Linked DNA regions of Homo sapiens: region 2 is linked to region 1. A link is a contact called in ENCODE Hi-C or POLR2A ChIA-PET data. All regions are on one chromosome and are shown on one strand. The core of a region is the stretch at or near the end of the contact, and the rest is flanking DNA. Distances in the headings are between cores, read along the strand shown.

Region 1 (5,997 bases), core at 1,585-4,084:
AGAAAAGGGAGATAATTTTCTAAAAAAAATTAAACAAACGTCTGGTGAAGACTAAATAGCTAGTGTGGTTAAGAGAACCCCACAGTCAAGCCCTCCTCATTCTGACATCTAGCAGTTCCCCAGCAAGAGGGCTCAGGGTGGCTCTGTGTACCCAGGCTGAAGCCTGCTAGAGGCAGATGCTGTCATGCAGAACTTCTAGGCAGCCGTAATGGCACTTCATTTTTAAAAAGAAAATCAAATATATATTTTAAAAGTCTGCAACATGAAAGAGAAAAACCAAGATAAACAACAATAACAAAAAAGAAACAGAATATTTAAGAAAAAGATTTTTTTCTAAAAAAACTAAAAAAAAACCCCCAATTTATTAGTATTCCTGGAAATATTTGAGAATTACATCAACATAACAACAACAACAACAACAAAAAAGAACTACAAGAAAAAGCTCTATGAAATTAAAAATGCAAGCCTCAAATAACAATAGGGAACACTATGTGTGCACATGCTTGAGTAACTTAACCTCACACTTGTACTTCTTTTTTCCTTTTTTTCTTTTCTTTTTTTTTTCCTGAGACACAGTCTCATTCTGTCGCCCAGGCTGGAGTGCAGTAGCGTGATCTCAGCTCACTGCAACCTCTGCCTCCCAGGTTCAAGCAATTTTCCTTTCTCAGTCTCCCAAGTAGCTGGGATTACAGGTGTGCACCACCACGTGCAGCTAACTTTTGTATTTTTAGTAGGAATGGGTTTTTGCCATGTTGGCCAGGCTGGTCTCAAACTCCTGACCTCAAGTGCTCCACCCACCTCAGACTCCCAAAGTGTTGGGATTACAGGCGTGAAACACCACACCCAGCCTTTGTATTTCTGATTTAATCTACCATATAGACAATACCTTACCTAGAATGTGTTATATTTTACAGTACTGTCAACAGTTTGTAATGGCATATGTGGACTATGTTCATGACAAAGGGACAGTGCCACCATGTCCACTGTTCAAGAAAACCTGAGTCTGTTTTTAACTCCTCTGCAAGTTTACAGTTTACTTCTCTCAATACCTGCTCATCTTTTCTACAGAAGGGGAGTAACCAAAAGTCACAGGTTTTTTTTGTTTTCGTTTTGTTTTTTTGAGACAGAGTATCACTCTGTCACCCAGGCTGGAGTGCAGTGGTACAATCTCGGCTCACTGAAACCTCTGTCTCCCAGGTTCATGCAATTCTCCTGCCTCAGCCTCCTGAGTAGCTGGGATTACAGGAGTGTGCCATCACACACGGCTGATTTTTATATTTTTAGTAGAGACAAGGTTTTACTATGTTGGCCAGGCTGGTCTTGAACTCCTGACTTCAGGTGATCCGCCCACCATGGCCTCCCAAAATGCTGGGATTACAGGCATGAGCCACTGTGCCTGGCCATGTTTTGTTTTGAGACAGAGTCTTGCTCTATCGCCTAGGCTGTAGTGCAATGGCACGATCTCAGCTCACTACAACCTCTGCCTCCCGGGTTCAGGTGATTCTCCCGCCTCAGCCTCCCGAGCAGCTGGGATTACAGGTACCTGCCACCATGCCCAGCTAATTTTTGTATTTTTAGTAGAAACGGGGTTTCACCATGTTGGCCAGGCTGGTCTTGAACTCCTGACCTCAGTGATCCACCTGCCTCGGCCTCCCAAAGTTCTCGGATTACAGGCATGAGCCACTGCACCTGGCCCGGTCATGTTTTTAGAGTGACATATGAAGACTCCTAGAAAATATTAATACAGAAGAACTAGCTTACTATGAAGATTTCAAAATACTAATACAAATTAATGAGGTACACGTGAAATCTTCCCTGGGGAACTTCATGAAGAAGATAAGCATCCCTCCTATCTGGGTAATTTGCATACCCTCCTTCCTTAAACGCTGAGGCACGGATTGGTTCATTGGTTCAAAACCCTATCCATTATTCTCATAGCTCTCTTTATATGACAAAAAAATTCTGTCATGTCCCATTTACTACTCTAAAATCAAATTTGTTGATAATATTAACTACTGTACATGCAGCTTTAAAACATGAATATCCTAAATGTACATAAAAGATAATCTAAAAGAAGCAATTTATAATAAAAAATACTTCACATTTCATTATATAAATAATTTTCAGGTACAATTAACTATGTAATCAAATAGATGCTTGTAACTTACTTATAAAGAAGAAGCTTGTATTTAAGAGAAGTCAGATTAGAAGCTTTCCATATTAAAAGTGCAGGAAAATGAAAGAAGTAGTATAGGTGGACCAGAGAATGAAAATGAATCTATTCTGTGTATATTAAAAGTATGCAAAAATTATTTTGCATTTTTATGAAAAAATAAAGTCTAGGTTCAGAAAATTATAAACTGATCTTTCCCTACACGAATGTCCAACAGGATAACTGAAAGTCATGTGTACTACAGGGCAATTCTTTATCTCTTTTCTACTGTGGGACATTAAGTTCTCTCGCTCTCACTCATGAAATATCCTTCATTAGGCTGGGCGAGGTGGCTCATGCCTGTAATCCCAGCACTTTGGGAGGCCGAGGCCGGCGGATCACCTGAGGTCAGGAGTTTGAGACCAGCCTGACCAACATGGGGAAGCCCCGTCTCTACCAAAAATACAAAAATTAGCTGGGTGTGGTGGCTTGGGCCTGTAATCCCAGCTACTCACGTGGCTGCAGCAGGAGAGTTGCTTGAACCCAGGATACGGAGGTTGCAGTCAGTTGAGATCACACCACTGCATTCCAGTCTGGGCAACAGAGTGAGACTCCATCTCAAAAAAAAACCAGAAAAATCCTTCATTGTACCACCAGAATACCCTCATAAATTTCCACTCTGTCACCTAGGGGGCGGTACTGCTTCCATGAGAACTCCTGACCAGATCATCTATGGGAGTTTCCTTTTAGTCTTCATCGTCCGTCGCACTGAGAATCAAATCCTGATGGACAAATCAGCAACATAGCTAGGAAGCACAGTAACTTAATATAAAAAAAGACTATGAAGAAATTAATTTAGTTTAGGCTTATGCCATTAACTGTAGCCATATTCAACATAATTTCCTCTTTTTGAGTTCAGGATGATTGGTTACTCCACATAGAACATGGAGTGGAAAGCTGTATCTTTGTGACTTTTATTTAGATAGCACAAAATGAGCCTGATTTTTAAAATGTGAACATTCAAACCTGGCTAACTAATGATAAAAAAGGGAGTTTTTCATAGAACTCTACAACTCTCATTTCCTCAAAACAAGAATTAATGCATTCTTTCACATGCGGTCATTACAGGAAGGGGGGGTAGCCATTTACTGTAAATGCCTTTCTGATGCAATTCTACTACCTCTTTCAAAGACAGAATTCATCCAAGAAGCCTTAGTCACTTCTTCAAGAAAAATGCCACCGCGCTGAATGTACACAGACTAAACCACATGCCTAAGGAAAAAAGATGAGCTGATTCCACCATTAGAACACAGTTCGGGAGAAAAGTGGCAGAGAGAGAGAGCTCATAGCTTGTCAGAGCAGATCAAGTAGTATGTCTGAAAATCCGCCCTTTAATGTAACAGTCACTGTTTCATAAATCAAATGCAAACATAGATTTCCCCTCTGCCTAACTTTTAAAGTATACTTCCTAAAAATATAAGACCCCACTTCTAAGCCAGTAGCAACTGTGGTGATTTAATTTTTAAAGTTTCATGCACGGAAAGAAAAATGGAATCTTATCTTTTAAAATTTGAAAATGAAACTATGTTTTGAAGAGGGTAGATTTCACAGGAAAAGGGTAAGACAGTGGATAATACGATAAAGCAGTTTGGATGGAAAAACTTCAGACAAATAGTTCTGAACTCTTCTCAAAGAGAGGATCAATTTTTCTAAAACCTCAAAACCACCCAAAGGGAAAAAAAGGAATAATTTCTCCAGTTTATCCTTACCCGGATGAGCATGAATTCTTCTAACAGCCAGATGCACACACTTGTTTTTATGGAGGAGTTACTGCTGAGCCAAAGCCCAGGAGTCACTCAAGACTGGAGGCTGCGTGCTGCTGGAGCCCGAAATCCCCTTGATGAATGAAACTGCACATCGTAATATACACATTCAGAGCGGGCTATTGGCTAAATGAAGGCAATGCGTGTGGAAGTCTGATTTGCCACCTTCAGGGCAGGCGTCTTATATCCTAATTCAGAAAGATGACAGGCTTTTTTTTTTTTACTCCCTAGACAGTCAAAACTAGAAAGGGTTCGTTTTTCTGTAGCCTTCTCCCCAACCCTACGGAAACCACAGAGAGAACAAACCACAGTGAGACTTGACTCCTTAACTAGGCAATGCCAATGAGAAAAGAATTATGTTGACACTGGCAATTTACAAATAAGTCTCACACCACTGCCAAAGCTTGTTCGTGTTACATGACTGCCCGAGAGTCATACATAGGTATGGGGATGGTTTGGCTCATTTTTTAAGCCAAGAATTCTAAGCCGTAATTTTGGGGCTCCCTGAGGGTAGCAAACTTTACCAAAGAGTGGTAAAAACTCTTAAAAATATATTAATCTTTGTGCTATACTAGTGATCAACCAAAACATTAAAAACTAAGAATTACCTAAGTTTGGACTCAGAATCTCTGGGGAGGAGCCCAGGAAAATGAATTTTAACTGGCATCCTAGGTCATTCTTATGTCCTCTAAAGTTTGAGGACTACTTTTCCTGTTACTGGAACTGAACAGCTGATTATAGCTGCTTCCATCTTCCTTTATCATTCAATTATTTTGTCCTTGATTCCTGCTGAAGTCAGGAGTGACAAGAACAGCAAAGCCTCCTCAGGACAACTTGTGGCTTCTAACTCCAGGGAAATAAAAGGAGAGCCAGGCTGGGTTCACTTGATCTCCCCTCCCCACCTACCTCTGCTTCACTCCACCAAGACAGAAAAGTCCAAGCTGCAGAAACCTGGAAAATGCAGTACTTGAGGGCAAATATGAATATTACACTAACAGATGCTACAGCTGGAAAGCGAAAAATATACTGCCAAAGAGAAGAGGAAGAAAAAGAGAAAGAATACTAATGCTCACTGATTCCTTACTATTGTAGAAAAAACTGGGTTCTTGTCACATGACCAGGAAAAGTTACGCACACAGACCCTTTGAAGGGTGAGGGGTTATGGAATCTATTGGGCAAAAAGGAAAAAGACTCTCAGCAAAGCAAGATGAGTTTTTATGAACAGGCCCCCATCTCACAGATTGAATCCCAACTCACCACCCAGGAACAGGAGAGGCCAGGCTCCTAGCTGCAAAGGGTGAGAACTTCCTGAGGCTCCATCCCCTCCTCCCAGTGCACAGGCTGGTGGGAGACTCTCCAGGGACCTTCCCCCTTATCTTCCTCCTGCATCGATCATTACTATGTTCCAGACACTGCATCAACAACTTTATATGCAGCTTTCTTTGCCAAAGAAGTCTCACCAAAAAAACTTCTTCGAAAGTATCTGAACACACAAACTCAGGTGTCTACATCTCACAGCAGGGACACATGGTGCATCCTCCACGGAAGAAGCCGTGCTGGCTAAGTGTGTCCATTTCTACCCCAACTGCCCTATGAACAGAAAGGATTTCTAAAAAAGGAAACAGAGAAATACTGTTGGAAATGTATTTAAAACAAATCATCATCTTTCCGTATTTCCTTTTTTTTTCTTTTTTTTTTTTTGGAGACGGAGTCTCACTCTGTTGCCCAGGCTGGAGTGCAGTGGCGCGATCTCGGCTCACTGCAACCTCCACCTCCCAGGTTCAAGCAATTCTCCTGCCTCAGCCTCCCAAATAGCTGGGATTACAGGAGCCCATCACCACACCTGGCTAATTTTGTATTTTTAGTAGAGATGGGGTTTCACCATGTTGGCTGGGCTGGTCTTCAACTCCTGACTTCAGGTGTTCCACCTGCCTCGACCTCCCAAAGTGTTTGGATTACAGGCATGAGCCACCACACCCGGCCCCGTATTTCCTATTCTTATTCCTTCTTTATTCAACCTAA
Region 2 (6,258 bases), core at 1,173-3,672, 120 kb before region 1:
TCAGGAAAGGCAGGGTAATGCTGTGGTAACAGATTGCAGTGGCTTAAAACAACAAAGGTTTACTTCTTGCTCACTGTACATTGCAGGTTGCAGGTTGGCTGAGGACCCCAATCCATGCTGTCCTCACTGTGGGCTGAGGGAACAGCTGCTATCTGGAACAATGCCAGTCACCATGTCAGGGGAAAAGAAGGCTCTGGAGGGCGCAGCAAAGGCAACCAAATGCTTGGCTTGGAAATGACATGCATCATTTCTTTTCTTTTCTTTCTTTTTTTTTTTTGTCTCTGTCGCCCAGGCTGGAGTGCAGTGGTGCGATCTCGGCTCACTGCAACCTCCTCCTGGGCTCAAGCGATTCTCCTGCCTCAGCCTCCTGTGTAACTGGGATTATTGGTGCCCGCCACCACACCTGGCTAATTTTTGTATTTTTAGTAGAGAGGGGGTTTTGCCTTGTTGGCCAGACTGGTCTCCAACTCTTAGCCTCAAATGATCCACCTGCCTTGGCCTCCCAAAGTGCTGGGATTATAGGCATGAGCCACCGTGCCCAGCTAACACACATCACCTCTGATCGCAAGTTATTGGCCAGACTAGTTACATGGCCCTACCCAGCCACAGAGGGCCACAAGAAATAATCATATAGCTGCCCAGAAGATAACCAGCTCTAATGGCTATCACAGATTTTACACTTAAAAAAAAATTTTTTTTTGAGAAAGGGTCTCACTCTGTTGCCCAGACTGGGGTGCAGTGGCGTGATCTCGGCTCACTGCAGCTTGGAACTCCTGGGTTCAAGCAATTCTCATGTCTCAGCCTCCCAGGTAGCTGGGACTACAGGCGCATGCCACCACACCCAGCTAATTTTTGTATTTTCTGTAGAGACAGGGTTTTGCCATGGTGGTCAGGCTGGTCTTGAACTCCTGGGCTCAAGTGATCCGCCCACCTTGGCTTCCCAAAGTGTTGGGATTACAGGCGTGAACCACTGCTCTGGGGCCTCCATCACACTTCTTATATTATTCTGTTTATACAATGTTTTTCTACATGAGAGATAAATTCTATGTAACCATCATCCAGGTTAATAAATAAAATAATTCCAAGGTCTTAGAAGCCTCTCCTTAATGTGCCCTTCCCTCTGTCAAGGAGCTCACCACCATCCTAACTTTGGGGTTAATAAGAGCAATGCTTTTAGTTACAGTTTTACCACCAAAGCATGTATTTTTTTGTTCAGTTTGAGCTATTTTGGACTTATATAAGTGTCAGTATTTTAATTTGTTTCTTTGAATGAATGCAGTGTTTATAAGGTTTATCTATATAGATGAATGTAGCTATTTTTTAATGTATCTATTTTGCCAGGCATGCACCTGTAATCCCAGCTACTCAGGAGACTGAGGCGGGAGGATTGCTTGAGCCCAGGAGTTCAAGACCAGCCTAGGCAATATAGTGAGACCCACTCAATCAAGTAATCAGTCAGTTATTTTTGATAAATAATACATGTATCAATGTTAATGTTAAGGTATATTTGTGTTGTTTTCAGTTTTAGGCTTTTGGAAACAATGCTTCTGTAAATATCCTAGTACCTGTCTCATGGGTGTGAAGTTGCTGAATCGTAGGATGCATGCATGTTCGTCTCTGCTAGATCATGTGACATTGTTTTCAAAAATGATTTAAAATGCGCTCCCAACACTGTGAGTTCCAGCTGCTCCATATGTTTACCAGTGCTTGGTATTGTTGTACATTTTTTTTTTGTTTTGAGACGGAGTCTTGCTCTGTCGCCCAGGCTGGAGTGTAGTGGCGCGATCTCAGCTCACTGCAAGCTCCACCTCCCGGGTTCACGCCATTCTCCTGCCTCAACCTCCCGAGTAGCTGGGACTACAGGCATCTGCCAACTCGCCCAGCTAATTTTTTTTTTTTTGTATTTTTAGTAGAGACAGGGTTTCACCGTGTTAGCCAGGATGGTCTCAATCTCCTGACCTCGTGATCTGCCCACCTCGGCCTCCCAAAATGCTGGGATTACAGGCGTGAGCCACTGCGCCCGGCCTGTTGTACTTTTTAATTTTTGCCAATCTGGTGGGTGTATGATGGTCTCATTTTGTTGTTGCTTTGATAACTAATGAAGTTGACCACCTTTACATATGTTTTTTGTTTATTTCTTTAGTTAGGGTATTCAGTTTATACTTACTGCCCCAGCATAATTATTAAAATGGTCCCCCTTTCATTCTCTAACATGTCTTGGTTTGGACAACACATTGTACGGCACCCTAACCTTAGTGGGGTCCCTCCGCTAACATGGAAATTTCCTTCTTGCTCGTTAGTGTTTAGGATGATGTGGTCTGGCATCTCTGAGGAAAGAAAAAAAAATGGGATAAATACAGAAGATTGAGTAAAAACCAGATGAGAGGGAAACCAAACTCATTAACTGGGATTACTCAGTCTGACTCAGGATGACCATTTCCAAAATAATGTGTGATGGAGCTTTCAAATGGGTACAAAGCAGATGAGTTTGAGCAACATAATCCAGCAGTAAAAGTGAAAGAATTTGTTTACCCATTTCTCAGAAATGACTCAAGGCACGATCATTATTTGAAAGCTGGTCACAGTGTCTGCTGCAACCACTCACTCCCCTTTCAGTCTGTAACAAATCTCTTAAAAGCTGACATGTGAAACCAATAGTATGTTTCTTACCTTGAGATCATCTTGTGAAGTTTCTTACTCTATTTTTTAAAATGTGTTTGTTAGATTTTATTTTCTAAGTAATATTGATTAAAAATATTTATACACCTACTTTTAAGTCCACAGTTTAGCACTCTTATTTGTATGGCTTTAAAAGTTATAGCACAGGGTCTTTACATTAAGGACTGGGGGAAAAGATTCCATTCAAAACAAAGCCTGATAATTATAGACATGTTTTTCTCTGTACTTTATTTTAAATACATTAATTTTTAAACAATGCTCATCTTTTTTTTTATCTGGTGGTAAAATACTAGTGCAACTTTTCATCAAAAGAAAGTTGACCACAGATGTAAATGAATTTTCCCAATTGAAAATTGCCCTTCAGCTGCCACTAAATAAAATTTCTCAACCTAACTTAAGTGAAAAGAACTGGTGGTTGTCATTATAAGTAAAAATATAAAGTATCATAGCATTGTCTACATTGCTCCTTACAATACAAACTTTGAAAGAACCAGAGATGCTTTATAGGAGTTTAGTCGGTTTTGAAAAGGCACGTGTGTGTGTGTGTTTTAATATTCTAAAAATTTTCCCACCACCACTCTTTGTGTTGCAGAGACAGCATCGGTGACTACAGGGCTAGACAAGAACATTTGTTCAGACTAAAGAAAGCCAGAAGCCAAAATTCAGCTGCACAGTAACAATGTACTTTTCATCATGCAGCCTTGTGTTTCCTATATATTTGATTTTCTACTATGCATTAGAATACATAAACTTGTATTCTAATGATTTAAGTTTGATTTCACAATATGGAAAAAATTTGAGGAAGAACATGACCTGGGAAAGAGAAAAGGGAGAACTTTTACCACAATGAACATAGATACATTCGTACCCCACTATATGATAAGAATATAATCCATTTAAGTTACAGAAAAGATCTCTTCAGTTATGGGAAAGATCCCTCTGCTGTGGCATTAAGTTTGGGGAGGGGAATTGACTTGTTCCAACAGAAACAGAAACAACAGGAAATAGCTTAACTTTGGTCCACTTGTCTGTTAGCTGAACGACAGTCATACTGCCTATAATCGGTTCAGAAACCCAACAATTATATTTTAAAATATATTCATGTGTAATTTCATTCTAAAACTGGCATAGCTGTTCTGCCCTCATTCTCTGCCTTTTCAGCTTCAGAATGTGCTGTCAGCACGGTCTCTAATCCTCAGCATCTTCGTGATCTTCCCTGGCAGCCTCAGCATCTGCTTGGCTAGGCTCTGTCTTCTCTTGGGTCATGATTTCTGGGGTCATGTGGACGAAGCCTGCTTCTGGAAGTTCACTTTGTACTTCCACTGGCATCTGATTTTCCCGTTCCACATGCGGCTCCTCTCCGTGTACTTCAGTACCTTCTTCAGGCTGAATTCAGCCCACTGCTAGGTAACTCACTTGGACCTGCTCTGGAAGCTCACTCCTGTGTGTCGGGCACCTGGCTATCCCTGCGTGGTTCTGGGTGGACGTGTTCCACGATCGCTTGTGCTGAATCCACCTGGACCTGAAACAGTGGGAGCACGTGTACCTCCCAGCTTGTTCTATAATATCATTGATGTCACAGGTTCAGCTTGTACCTGTGTTTCTGCTGAAAGAACTTCTCCCATTACTAGACGCTTTGATATATTGTATCACTGAGATGCCTCCTTAATTCATTTCCTTGCATAAACCACAAGTCACATAAAGTACAATGGTTGGGTTTACCTCTAGTATGTATTACTGAGTGATATTTGAACTGGTTCTAGCTGTTAAACACACTGTTGCAGACCTGGCACTCATGAGCTTCTTTCTTCCTTTTTTTGCCCCTACTCATTTGGCATGCAGTGAGGTGACATTTGAGGGGGCTATTTCTAGCAAATTGTTCATGACAATTTGGATATTCAAAAGGTTTTTCACCTGTTCTTTAAAATGTCCAGAATGGTCACACTGTTTCTCACAGTACTGACATACATGAATTTTTCCACCAGTTCTTTGCTTTTTTTTTTTTTTTTTTGAGACGGAGTATCGCTCTGTCGCCCAGGCTGGAGTGCAGTGGCGTGATCTCGGCTCACTGCAAGCTCCGCCTCCCGGGTTCACGCCATTCTCCTGCCTCCGCCTCCCGAGTAGCTGGGACTACAGGCGCCCGCCACCACGCCTGGCTAATTTTTTGTGTTTTTAGTAGAGACGGGGTTTCACCGTGTTAGCCAGGATGGTCTCGATCTCCTGACCTCGTGATCCGCCCGTCTCAGCCTCCCAAAGTGCTGGGATTACAGGCGTGAGCCACCGCGCCCGGCCTCTTTGCTTCTTACTGCCTCCACCTTCTTCAAGGTGGTAACAATTCAGGTGCTGTTTCCATGCGCTCTCCTGAAGATACCTTTTGTTGCATATTTCACAGTTGAAACTCAGTGAAGTGTGATTTCATGTGTTCCTGTTTGCTTGTGGGGTCAGATTGCACAGCTGTCTTCCTCTTTAATCTGCCCTTTTCTGTCACCTTGGTGGTACTGAAACAGGAAAAGCTCCCTTATCCCCCTCACAGGGTGTGTGATGGGGGCGTGGCTAGCTTCTTCGGTGCTGCTGCTCAAACATCTAGGGGGGCAGGTTGTGGTCGTGGGCTCCAACCCCACGGCAGTGTCTTGGGGGAAATGTTTCCAGCTCCTGAAGCCCCAGTGGGCGTGTGTTACAGGTGCTCTTTTAATTTTGCTGTCTGTAGGCGGCTTGTGTCAATCAGCTCACTTAGACCCTCTGCCTTATCACAAGGACAGAGGGCTTTCTGTATCCCAGGGTTCTTGCCCTAGTGTGCCGGAAAAATCGGATCACATGTGGGCTTGGGGAATGAGTGCAGGGTTTTATTGAATGGTGGAAGTAGCTCTCAGCAGATGGATGGGGAGCCAAAAGAGGGATAGAGTGGGAAGGGGGTTTTCCCTTGGAGTCGGGCTGTTCAGTGGCCAGACTGTCCTCCTACCACCCCTGCCAAATTCCCCTGGGCATCCGCGTTGTTCTGCCAGTTGATGGCCTGCCAGCGTGTGCAGGTGCCTGTTCCTGTGCTCTTCCATTCCCCTGCTCCTCTCGATGCCTAGCCGCCTGTGTGCCCTTCTGCCGCTGTGTTCCTCTAGACATCCCACTGCTTGTGTCTATGCCGCTAGGGTCGGGGGGTTTTTATAGGCCCAGGATGGGGGGTGTGGTGGGCCAGGGTGGTCTTGGAAAATGCAACATTTGGGCGCGAAAACAGGAGTGCCTGTCCTCACGTAGGCCCGTGAGCACGGGCCCAAGGGGGGAGCCCTCACCAGGGACCCCGCCTTTCTCTATCCAGCATTTCCCTGCCCCACTCTGGTATCAGTACTTGCTGGTGATATCTGGCAACAGTGCTGGAGCAGAATCATCAGAGGAACCTGTGCTCTGTATGTACTTTATGGACTGCTGGGCAGAAGCCCTTCCTCGAATGTTTCCATGCCTTCATCTTCTGCTTCAGTCGTGTCTTCGGCATTCTCTACCTCAGTTTCAACAGAGTCTGACTCTGCAGATAGCAGTGACTCAGCGATAACGTGAAGTTTCTGCAATTTTACTTTTTTTGGCCTCACTTTT

What was found. Hi-C counts contacts between places; a loop is a spot of excess contacts on that map. ChIA-PET counts read pairs that join two places held with the same protein, here RNA polymerase II (POLR2A). Pooled maps may share reads with other maps.
Region 2: a pooled map shows a loop between it and region 1 (3-fold over the local background). The contact joins two enhancer-like sites. A Hi-C loop is called at or near these places in 4 of 50 pooled maps. POLR2A ChIA-PET finds 5 or more read pairs at or near these places in 4 of 52 experiments (PC-9, activated CD4-positive, alpha-beta T cell, activated T-cell and 1 more).

Annotation. Positions count from the first base shown.
Region 1 is chr7:130,957,202-130,963,198 of GRCh38, forward strand. All of the region lies in intron 5 of LINC-PINT (long intergenic non-protein coding RNA, p53 induced transcript), which reads right to left. Among named protein-coding and RNA genes, the nearest start is that of LINC00513, 47 kb to the left of the region's middle. RefSeq lists a silencer at 67-116 and enhancers at 918-977, 2,796-3,995, 3,322-3,411, 3,965-4,054. Within about 2 kb of position 2,835, at least 16 of the 41 ENCODE cell types and tissues checked have a DNase peak (open chromatin) inside an H3K27ac peak, as active enhancers do; they include PC-9, where a contact is called at or near this core.
Region 2 is chr7:130,836,414-130,842,671 of GRCh38, forward strand. All of the region lies in intron 3 of LOC105375508 (a long non-coding RNA gene), which reads left to right. It also overlaps the pseudogene LOC100133252. Among named protein-coding and RNA genes, the nearest start is that of MIR29A, 37 kb to the right of the region's middle. Within about 2 kb of position 2,423, at least 4 of the 41 ENCODE cell types and tissues checked have a DNase peak (open chromatin) inside an H3K27ac peak, as active enhancers do; they include PC-9, where a contact is called at or near this core.